Regions from separate parts of the Homo sapiens genome. Here regions 2 and 3 are each linked to region 1. Evidence: chromatin contacts called from ENCODE Hi-C or POLR2A ChIA-PET data. All regions are on one chromosome and are shown on one strand. The core of a region is the stretch at or near the end of the contact, and the rest is flanking DNA. Distances in the headings are between cores, read along the strand shown.

Region 1 (2,798 bases), core at 156-2,655:
AAATCCAGAACACTTACAACACCAAATGCTGGCAAGGATTTGGAGCAACAGGAACTCTTATTCATTCCTGGTGGGAATGCAAAATGGTAGCCACTTTGGAAGACAATTTGGCAATTGCTTACAAAACTAAACATTCTCTTACCTTATGATCCAGCAATCATACTACTTGGTATTTATCCAAAGGAGATGAAAACTTATGTCCGCACAAAAAAACCTGCACACAGATATTTATAACAGCTTTTTTTCATCACACTGGGGTGAGGGATGTTGATAATGGGGAAGGGCTATGCTTGTGTCGGGGCAGAAAGTATATGGAAAATCTCTGGACATTCCTTTCCATTTTGCTGTGAATCTAAAACTGCCCTCAAAAAAAGTTTAAATAATTTTTTTAAAGCAGTACTGTATTGTGATGTTTAACTCAATTACTTATTACAAGAAAACTATTCAACTGGTCAAAACGTTATATATAAGAAGTTTCTGTTTGTTAAAAACATTGTTTCAAATATATTTAGGCTTTGACTTTTAAAAGTATACAGCAACATTCAAGATAACTAGACAGAATGCACTGCAACTTGGCAGGTTTTTAAATCCTTGGACTTACTGGCCTAAGGAAAGATGTGTAAACATCCATGATTCAGAAATACAGGGAGAAATTGGGGCAGCCAGACCTCATCCTCTTGCCCTAAAGGGAAAAGATATCTTTCTTGCGGTATCTAAGATATGAATCTTAGATAATATTCATGCATGGCTAGGAATTGGAATAATGGGAAAGTCTTAATTCATGGGAAATTTTCTAATAAAGTTCCACCTCCATTTCCAGCCATTCCTCTTTAACAAATACATTTAGTGAAAAATACTACCAGTTGGGGAGAAACCAAATGGGTATGTGTATATGTAGTGTTTCTCAGAGTGTGGACTTTAACCACGTTTAATTACATAAATTTACGAGGATCTGTTGAAAATGCAGGTTCCTGGGCTTCACTCCAGTTGCTCTGAAATGAAAGCTGTAGGAGTCGGTTGGTGAAACTACATTTTGTTTCTCAGGTGATTCTTGTGTACTCTAACTCATATATAGGGTGATGTTATTTATTTACTGGTTATTTATTTACCGGTTATTTATCGTTTGGCAAAAAAATCCAGCAAAGACTCACAAGTGACCTTTACACTTGACATAGGATTCTCTTCCGCTGCTGACGCTTTTTTTTTCTAAGAGGCGGGGACTTGGCTGGGCAGGGCTGGGGGAGGGCGCTAGGCGGGGCGGGCAGGGGCGGGGCAGAAGAGCCCTGGGCTGGGTGGGGCAGGGCGGAAGGGCCCTGGCCTTGTTGGGTGGAGGTGAAGAGTTAATGGCTCCGCGCGCAGGCACTGCCCTCTGAACTGGAACAAAATGCAACTTCCGGTTGGAGTCACTCGGCCAGGCGCCGGCGACCTGAGGGGAGAGGGAACGCAGCTGAAAGCGTGAACTGTGTGAGTAAGAAACTTTGTGAATTGGTGTGTCCGAATCCGTCAAGCACGACGTCGGAGAATTTGTATGCGTGAGCGAGAGGGACGCGCTGACAGTAGGGGCGCCGCAGGGAGAGAAGCCGAGGAGCAGCGGAGACAACCAATTTGCAGTTTGGGGAGGGATTTTGTGCGGGAGAAACCACGCGAGTCCTTCCCCCGGAGCGGACTCCTTGTGGGTTGGTTTCCGGGCCCGCGATGTCAGCATAGCATCGTCGGCCTCTGCCCCAACGGCTTCAAGGGAGGGACTCGTCCCGGCTGCTTTGCCCGGGAAATGGGGGTGGAAGGGCCTGCGGTGTCGAGGTGAGCAGTGGACCCTCCAGGAACATTCCCGACTTCCCTTCGGGAGAGAGACTGCCTCCTAGAATCAAGTAGTATCGTGGTTACTCTTTCGAAAACTTAATTGGTTCTTTCTGTTGTTTTCCCAAGGTGGTTGCACAATTCCCCTCTGCCTTCCTGTGGGGTGTCATCATAGCCTGGTCAATGAGAAGTTGGGTAACTTCCCAGAGGGTCACGGAGGGAGTGGGTGGCCAAGGCAGGAAGAACAGAAGCCAACCCCGCCCACAGTGGGAACCCAGGCGTTAGGTAGAGTCCTCACGCCGGTGTAAACTGACTAGCAACGAGTTACAGGCAAAAAAGCTGTGCTTTTCTAGAAGTAGAAAGGGGGAGGATAATCAAAGAAGAGCTGTGCCTTTATTGTTATGCTATAACGAGCAAAAGTAAAGCAGCCTTGCTATGTAAAGTGGTGTTTATCTCACCTCACAGGAGATGCTTTTGACAAGTTATAATAAGGGAGAGATGGTAGTAAAGGAAGTGAAGAAGCGACGTGAAATTGAAGGAAAAGAAAATGACCTGCCTTCTTACCGCGGTTGGAATACACACCCAAACGAGAGGTAGCAGAGAAGCAAGCAGTGCATTCTGTTAAAAATTATTGTGTCCTCATTTGAGAGAGGAGGGATCCTCAAATAATACAACTATGTGCAAAGCAGGAAGTGAAATCCTTCTCAGTCCTCTCCCCAGTTGTAATCCAAGCCTTCCACATCTTTCCTGTATGTGCATAACCATGTTATTTTGCTTTCTTATGAAAATGAGATTATGCATACTGTTCGATAATCTGTTTCAGATTAAATATATATATATGGTGAAAGTCTTGCCATATGTAGCTCTATTTTATTGTAATGTTGGCGTGGTACTGCATTGTGTAGATGTACCAAATTATAGTTAACTGTCACTTACTATGTCCTGTCCGTATATATTGCCCAGTATTCTTCAAAATTATCTGTTTCTCATTAGACTACAGA
Region 2 (2,798 bases), core at 136-2,635, 950 kb before region 1:
ATGATTTACAAACAGATTCCTCATAGGGAGGGAGAGAAATCAAGGGATCAACGATGACTCTAGCAGTTATTGAGGCCCTGAATCAATAACCCCACCATCACCACCAGGGTTCTCCAGCTGTTTCAGAGAGAGAATACCATCTGCTCATCAGCAGAGTCATCGGGAGCTCTAATCTGCTCTAACAACTTGGAGGGTCATGAGGAGTCATAACTCTGCAAAAAGCATTCCATGGTAGAACCAGAAAGGTCTGAACTATGCAGGCCAGTGCTGTATGGAGACTGTTTGTATGCTGTGTTAACATTCCTTCAGTCCAGTGGAGGTCTGATTAGCCAGCATCTTCTGTTCTGGAATTCCCCATGACTTTTTGGTTGCAAAAGAAAACCTGGAAAATCCCTGTGGTCCTCTAGTTCTCTCTAGCTGTGCTGATAGACTAATTGGGGTTAGTTTCAGTAACAAAAGTCTCCCCTAACAGAATAAAAAAATACTCCTCTTAAGAAGGCAGAAGAGATGGGTATATTTTCTTTTAAAAACTCCTTGGAAAGTGGAAGGACTTCAAACTTCTTTTGACCTTAAAGATGCAATTTATTCAGCTGCAACAATAGGGAAAGTTCTAATCCTTTAAAAAGCTGGGAGAAATGGTGGCCAGTAATTATTATCTTTTTATTGTTGTTTTTTTAGACAAGGCCTCACTCTATCACTGGGCTAGAGTGCAGTGGCATAATCCTAGCCTCACTACAGCCTTAAACTTTGGGGCTCAAGCGATCCTCCCACCTCAGTCTCCTAAGTAGCTGGGCACATGCCACCATGCCAAACTAATTAAAAAAATTTTTTATAAAGATGGAGGTCTTACTTTGTTGCCCAGGCTGGCCTAAAACTCTAGATCTCAAGTGATCCTCTTGCCTCAGCCAGTGATCATGTTTGAGGCACATCCTTGGGTGGGTCCGTGGAGGATTTATTACTTTTAACTGCCATTTTATGGAATTTTCTGATTGTTTCAGATGCATACTCAGTGAATCCTGTCAGTAAGTTTTCAGGGAATCAAATAGAGTAAAGGATTGGGTATGAGGTGAACACCCTAATCGTTAAAAAGGCTAAACAATAAATTATTCTAACAAGCTAATCAAAATGGCATTAACCTGGTGATGTCTCAAGACTTGGAAGTGGAGAAAGAAGAAAAGCCTTTAAAGCAAATTCAGCTGGCCTCTAATTAAAGACGGTGTGTCAGATTTTTACACCACAACAGACGTAACGAATCTATATATTGTTGGGCATAATTACTTCCAGACAAAAAGCGGCTCCGGTGAGCAGTCAGGTGTGAGGCTTGTTTGGGGAAGTATGAAAACCACCTGCCTGGGCTGCAATCTCTGTTGCGTCCTGACTACTCTGGCTGGAACTTTGCTGCTCCTGAGCCCAGGGCCCTTTCCTGGCACCCCCTAGCGGTTGAGGGTGTAACAACCGAGGCATGATGAAGCGAGAGGCTCACAGTAGTTTCAACATTTATTAAAGGAAGGAAATGAATCATTTTCTTTATATCAAGGAGTTCGATGTTTTAAAGTTTCAATCAAAACACAAATAGGAAAGTTTTTTGATAAAAGACAATTGCTGTTAGTTGCAAATATTGGGGGAGGGGCAAACATTCCCTATGCGTTGATGAAATTAAGTTATCTTGGACACCAATAGAGTAAGGCTCAGCAGCATGGAAAAGGCAGTTGTCAGCCCTGGTCTCAGTCCAGACCTTGGTGGATTGATTATTGGACATTTGTGGCATGGTATAGATTGGTCTTGAAATTGTTTAGGCCCTATTAGGCAACCAAAGATTAGGAAGACAGGATTTAAACGTTAACCAACAGAAGGATTTATTTTTATGAATGTTGCTGGAGGAGGAGCACAGCTTCCTAAAATGTGATCTGAAGTGAGCTGTTAATCCTTGCCCTGATAATGAAATGCTCCTGCAGTTTATTTAATATAGACTATTAAATCTTCCATCAGAAACTCACAATGTGCATTATAACCTATTAAACACTTCAAGAAGCCCCACAGGGAAGAAAATTGTTTACTTTTGTTTAACAATTAAACAAAAAACTATTTTCATTATCCTATGATAATATTGTAGTCAGATTTCTTAGGAAAAGGCGGGTGTGAATTCATGTGTTTACTGCTGCCTTTTTTGTGCATTCTGCAATTCAAAGATCTTTCAAGATGGGTTTTCCAGGAGACGATTCATTTTCCCAGGAAAGCCCAGAGAGGAGGTCCATTTTGATAATAGTTCAGATAAAACACTTGCAATAGTGATGGCTCATTATAAATTTCTGGACTCAGACCCAGCCTTATAACCTAGTATAGTTAACCTAGTGACTATAGCCCAGATACTACAGTTTTATTACTGAATGACGTAGACTGGTTTTCTTTGCGAAATGAATTTCGAATACGGCTATCTATTGTTTTCCTGTATCTTCTGGGCAGAGGATCCCAGTTGCTGCTTGCATCTGCCCTTGGTCTCTTTCTTTTTGGTACAATAGCCTGTCCTCAAGCTGTCATCTGCCTGTCTGTCCATCTACCCATCTTACTTGCAGAAGGTCCAGAAGAGTAGCTCCGTTAAGGAAACAGCATTCTCTTCCTAAGGTAGGAAGCATCTCTTCAGGTGAGAAAGTGTGCAGCATTTTTTCCAAACTTGGATTTTCTGCTGCTTTCTTATGATGCAGGCATCAGGCAAGGTGGGAGCAATCTGAATGAGTTTGGCTCTCTTCTGTTGACACCGTCATTCTTAAAATGACCAGTTTTATCAAGAGTGTGCTTCT
Region 3 (2,798 bases), core at 143-2,642, 850 kb after region 1:
TAAGAAGTCTTCTTTGCCACAAAACTGTGTTCAGAGATGGAATCCAGGTAAAGAAATAAGAAAAATATTGTATGCACCTATTTCTTAATATTAGCCTGACATCAAAAGAAATTTTTTTTTACTTAAAAATACCTGACAAATGGAACTCAAATTTTTAGCATTGTGGGTGGTTGCAGACCTTTGCATTAACCTATCTTGATTTTGACAGTCTTTGTGTTTTCATGTAATATGTCCTAGGTTGCCCTAAGTTAAGCAGTGCTAGAAAAAAATTAAAATAGTTTTCAACTCATCTTTTCCACGTAAACTTTGTAAAATTGAAGGAGGCAGACATACAGCAATGTGCAACAGATCATTCATGTATAATTTGATCAACCTTTACAAAGTGAATGTATCCTTGAAATCATGGCCTGTGCATATTATCAGAAGCCTCTAAGGCATTTCCCTCTTTGCAAAGGGACAAAAGGAAATGTTTTTCTTTTATTGAATTCCATAAAAATTTCACTGAACTTTTGCCTTGTTTTTATCTTTACATAAATTGCATCTTGCAGGATGTACACTTTTGTGTCCAGCTTCTTTCATTCAACAGTATATGCAATTCATCCATGTTGTTATGCTTAGCTCTTTTTAGTTGCTGCAATAGTGTGTGCCACTGTATAAACGCACTATTTCTCAATACTTATTTAACTGGGGTTGTATATAGTAGATCCTTAATTTTGTAATTTTAGGACTTTTGTTGGTCAGATTTGAGAGACCCTGGAAACTATGCCCTCTCTCATAGAGGAGCGATCTGGATAGATACAAGTTTATTTTTAAAATATCAAAGCCTCACTCTCAAACAAATGTATCCCCTGTTTATTCTAAATCTCTATTTTTTAATTGTTAAGGAAAATAGCTAATCATTAACTTTAGTAAAAGAGAATTTCTTTCCTCAGGAATCCTTAATCAATTGTCATCTTCTCCTCTCTCCATCTATTTCATCATTCATGGATCCTTCTGCATTTCCTAGTCTATGATTTCATAACATTATTTTCAACCACCCTCCCTATTATGCTTCCCCAGACATCCATGCTGTTGGTTACAGAAACTCAAAGTTACATTTCCCACATACCAGTTGAATGTAATTAAATATAAGAGTCAGAATGAGACTGGATTCAAATCCTGATTCACTTTGGCAAGCTACCTAACCTAATAGTCTCTATTTATTTAATTAAAATATGGGGTAAGAACACCCACCTCTCGGGGCTTCAGCGACAATGCCTGCAGGTAAAGCACTTCTCATGCAACATGCATCTTATGAGTAACCATCATTGATTGTTAACATCTCTTGAGCCAGATCACATCTAGTTATAGTCCCATAAGTGAAGAGCACAAGAATGAGATGTGGTTCATACGTAACAGAGCCCTTATACATAGTACCGATGATGGTTGTGCTCCACAATTTTCCCAAAATAGCAGAGTCACCCTCATCCAGACTGTAGGAGCTACTCCTAGGACTTCAGAGTTGTCACTGCCTATGACGTAAATGTACACTGAAGGAAATGTACACAGTATCCTTGACTGTGAAGGAATGGGCTTGGCTTGTTTAGTCAGATGTTTACTAGGGTACATTTATTCCTCAGTTTGTCCCCGAGTCTGATGAATTTTGATTTTCTGTTCTTAGAATGTGGTAGGACATATGCCAACTCCCTTTCTAGAGTCTCATACAGAGAGGAATTTAGGAAATGCTTTTTTTTTGAACTTCATATCAATCTATAATGTAATATATTGTTATTTAAACATAACATCTTCACTAAAACCTACCGTAAGGATAAAAGATTACAAATTCATCCCAGAACACTTTAAATTATTTACACTTTACAGCTTTAAAATGTAAATTTTAAAGGGGAAAAAAAATCAGATGACCTTTGACTTCATCTCCTAGTCACTCACCTGGCTGCTTCAATTTGATCTTCAACTTCAAATGTTCCCAGTCTTCTGTTGATTGCATGCATGATCTTATCTCCTTGGTAACCACTTCCTCTGCCATCAAAGCTAGCTACTATAATGTTTTCTGTGCTTGCAAGGTAAGTGGCCCAGTTCAGTCTGAAGACAGTGTCTGCTTTTTGACTACATGGGCCTGCATACCTATGAAAAATACCAAATTGTTAGCTTTCATGGTTTTCTGGAATCAAATGAGGAATGCTTACATTTCTCTTCTCCGTGGAGAAGTATGCATCCTTCCCAATCATGAGCCTTAAACTGTGCCAGCCTATGGGGTGTCCAGAATGAGTCCTCTAAAACTTAGCAACACAACTACCATGGTTGTATATTTCCTTCAAAGATACTTGTCAGTTTTGTCTTTGAAGATAGTTATCAAACACAGACTTCATAGGCCAAGATTTTAGAAGTATTAATGTAATCTTGGAAATCAAAGAAATAATTTCTCTAATAGTTAAGAAGGGGGAGTTGTGGTATAAAAAAAATGATGATGACAACAATAAATGCAGCTTTGGATATCTTTCCATCTCAGCTTAACACAATACTCCTGGACTGCAAGTTTATTTCCTTCTTTAAGGACTTTGACTTCTGCATCATATGCTTTGCATTTCCCATAGCACCCGGCACAGTCTTGCTCACAATGACTGTAAATCATTGTGGAATGGACTGCAGTATGAATGAATGCTAACATTTAAAACTTCAGAGGAAGAAACAGGTTGCATTGGAAAACGGGCATGTCATTGGGCATTCTATATACTAACAAGTTTAACTCCCTTGTATCTGCAATCTTCACAGGCTACCATCTACCCTACACAGAGCTG

Evidence for each region. A loop is a pair of places that touch in the nucleus more often than their neighbours do. ChIA-PET counts read pairs that join two places held with the same protein, here RNA polymerase II (POLR2A). Pooled maps may share reads with other maps.
Region 2: a loop to region 1 is called in a pooled map, with 2.4 times the contacts of the local background. The contact joins the enhancer-like site here to the promoter of TANK in region 1. A Hi-C loop is called at or near these places in 1 of 37 single-sample maps with no recorded cell type and 10 of 50 pooled maps. POLR2A ChIA-PET finds 5 or more read pairs at or near these places in 2 of 52 experiments (MCF 10A and activated T-cell).
Region 3: a loop to region 1 is called in a map of naive thymus-derived CD4-positive, alpha-beta T cell, with 13 times the contacts of the local background. The contact joins the enhancer-like site here to the promoter of TANK in region 1. A Hi-C loop is called at or near these places in 2 of 168 maps with a recorded cell type or tissue (CD4-positive, alpha-beta memory T cell and naive thymus-derived CD4-positive, alpha-beta T cell) and 8 of 50 pooled maps. POLR2A ChIA-PET finds 5 or more read pairs at or near these places in 1 of 52 experiments (T-cell).

The regions. Positions count from the first base shown.
Region 1 is chr2:161,159,023-161,161,820 of GRCh38, forward strand. TANK (TRAF family member associated NFKB activator) reads left to right here and starts at 1,406. Exons shown (of 8, transcript NM_001199135.3): 1 at 1,406-1,464. It overlaps TANK-AS1 (TANK antisense RNA 1), which reads right to left and starts at 1,268. Exons shown (of 3, transcript NR_187173.1): 1 at 1,110-1,268; 2 at 143-214. RefSeq lists an enhancer at 1,116-1,879.
Region 2 is chr2:160,209,415-160,212,212 of GRCh38, forward strand. No RefSeq gene overlaps it. Among named protein-coding and RNA genes, the nearest start is that of ITGB6, 11 kb to the left of the region's middle. RefSeq lists enhancers at 155-244, 385-454, 1,105-1,154. Within about 2 kb of position 1,386, at least 7 of the 41 ENCODE cell types and tissues checked have a DNase peak (open chromatin) inside an H3K27ac peak, as active enhancers do.
Region 3 is chr2:162,009,864-162,012,661 of GRCh38, forward strand. It overlaps DPP4 (dipeptidyl peptidase 4), which reads right to left. Exons shown (of 26, transcript NM_001935.4): 20 at 1,930-2,124. Among named protein-coding and RNA genes, the nearest start is that of DPP4, 63 kb to the right of the region's middle. Within about 2 kb of position 1,393, at least 4 of the 41 ENCODE cell types and tissues checked have a DNase peak (open chromatin) inside an H3K27ac peak, as active enhancers do.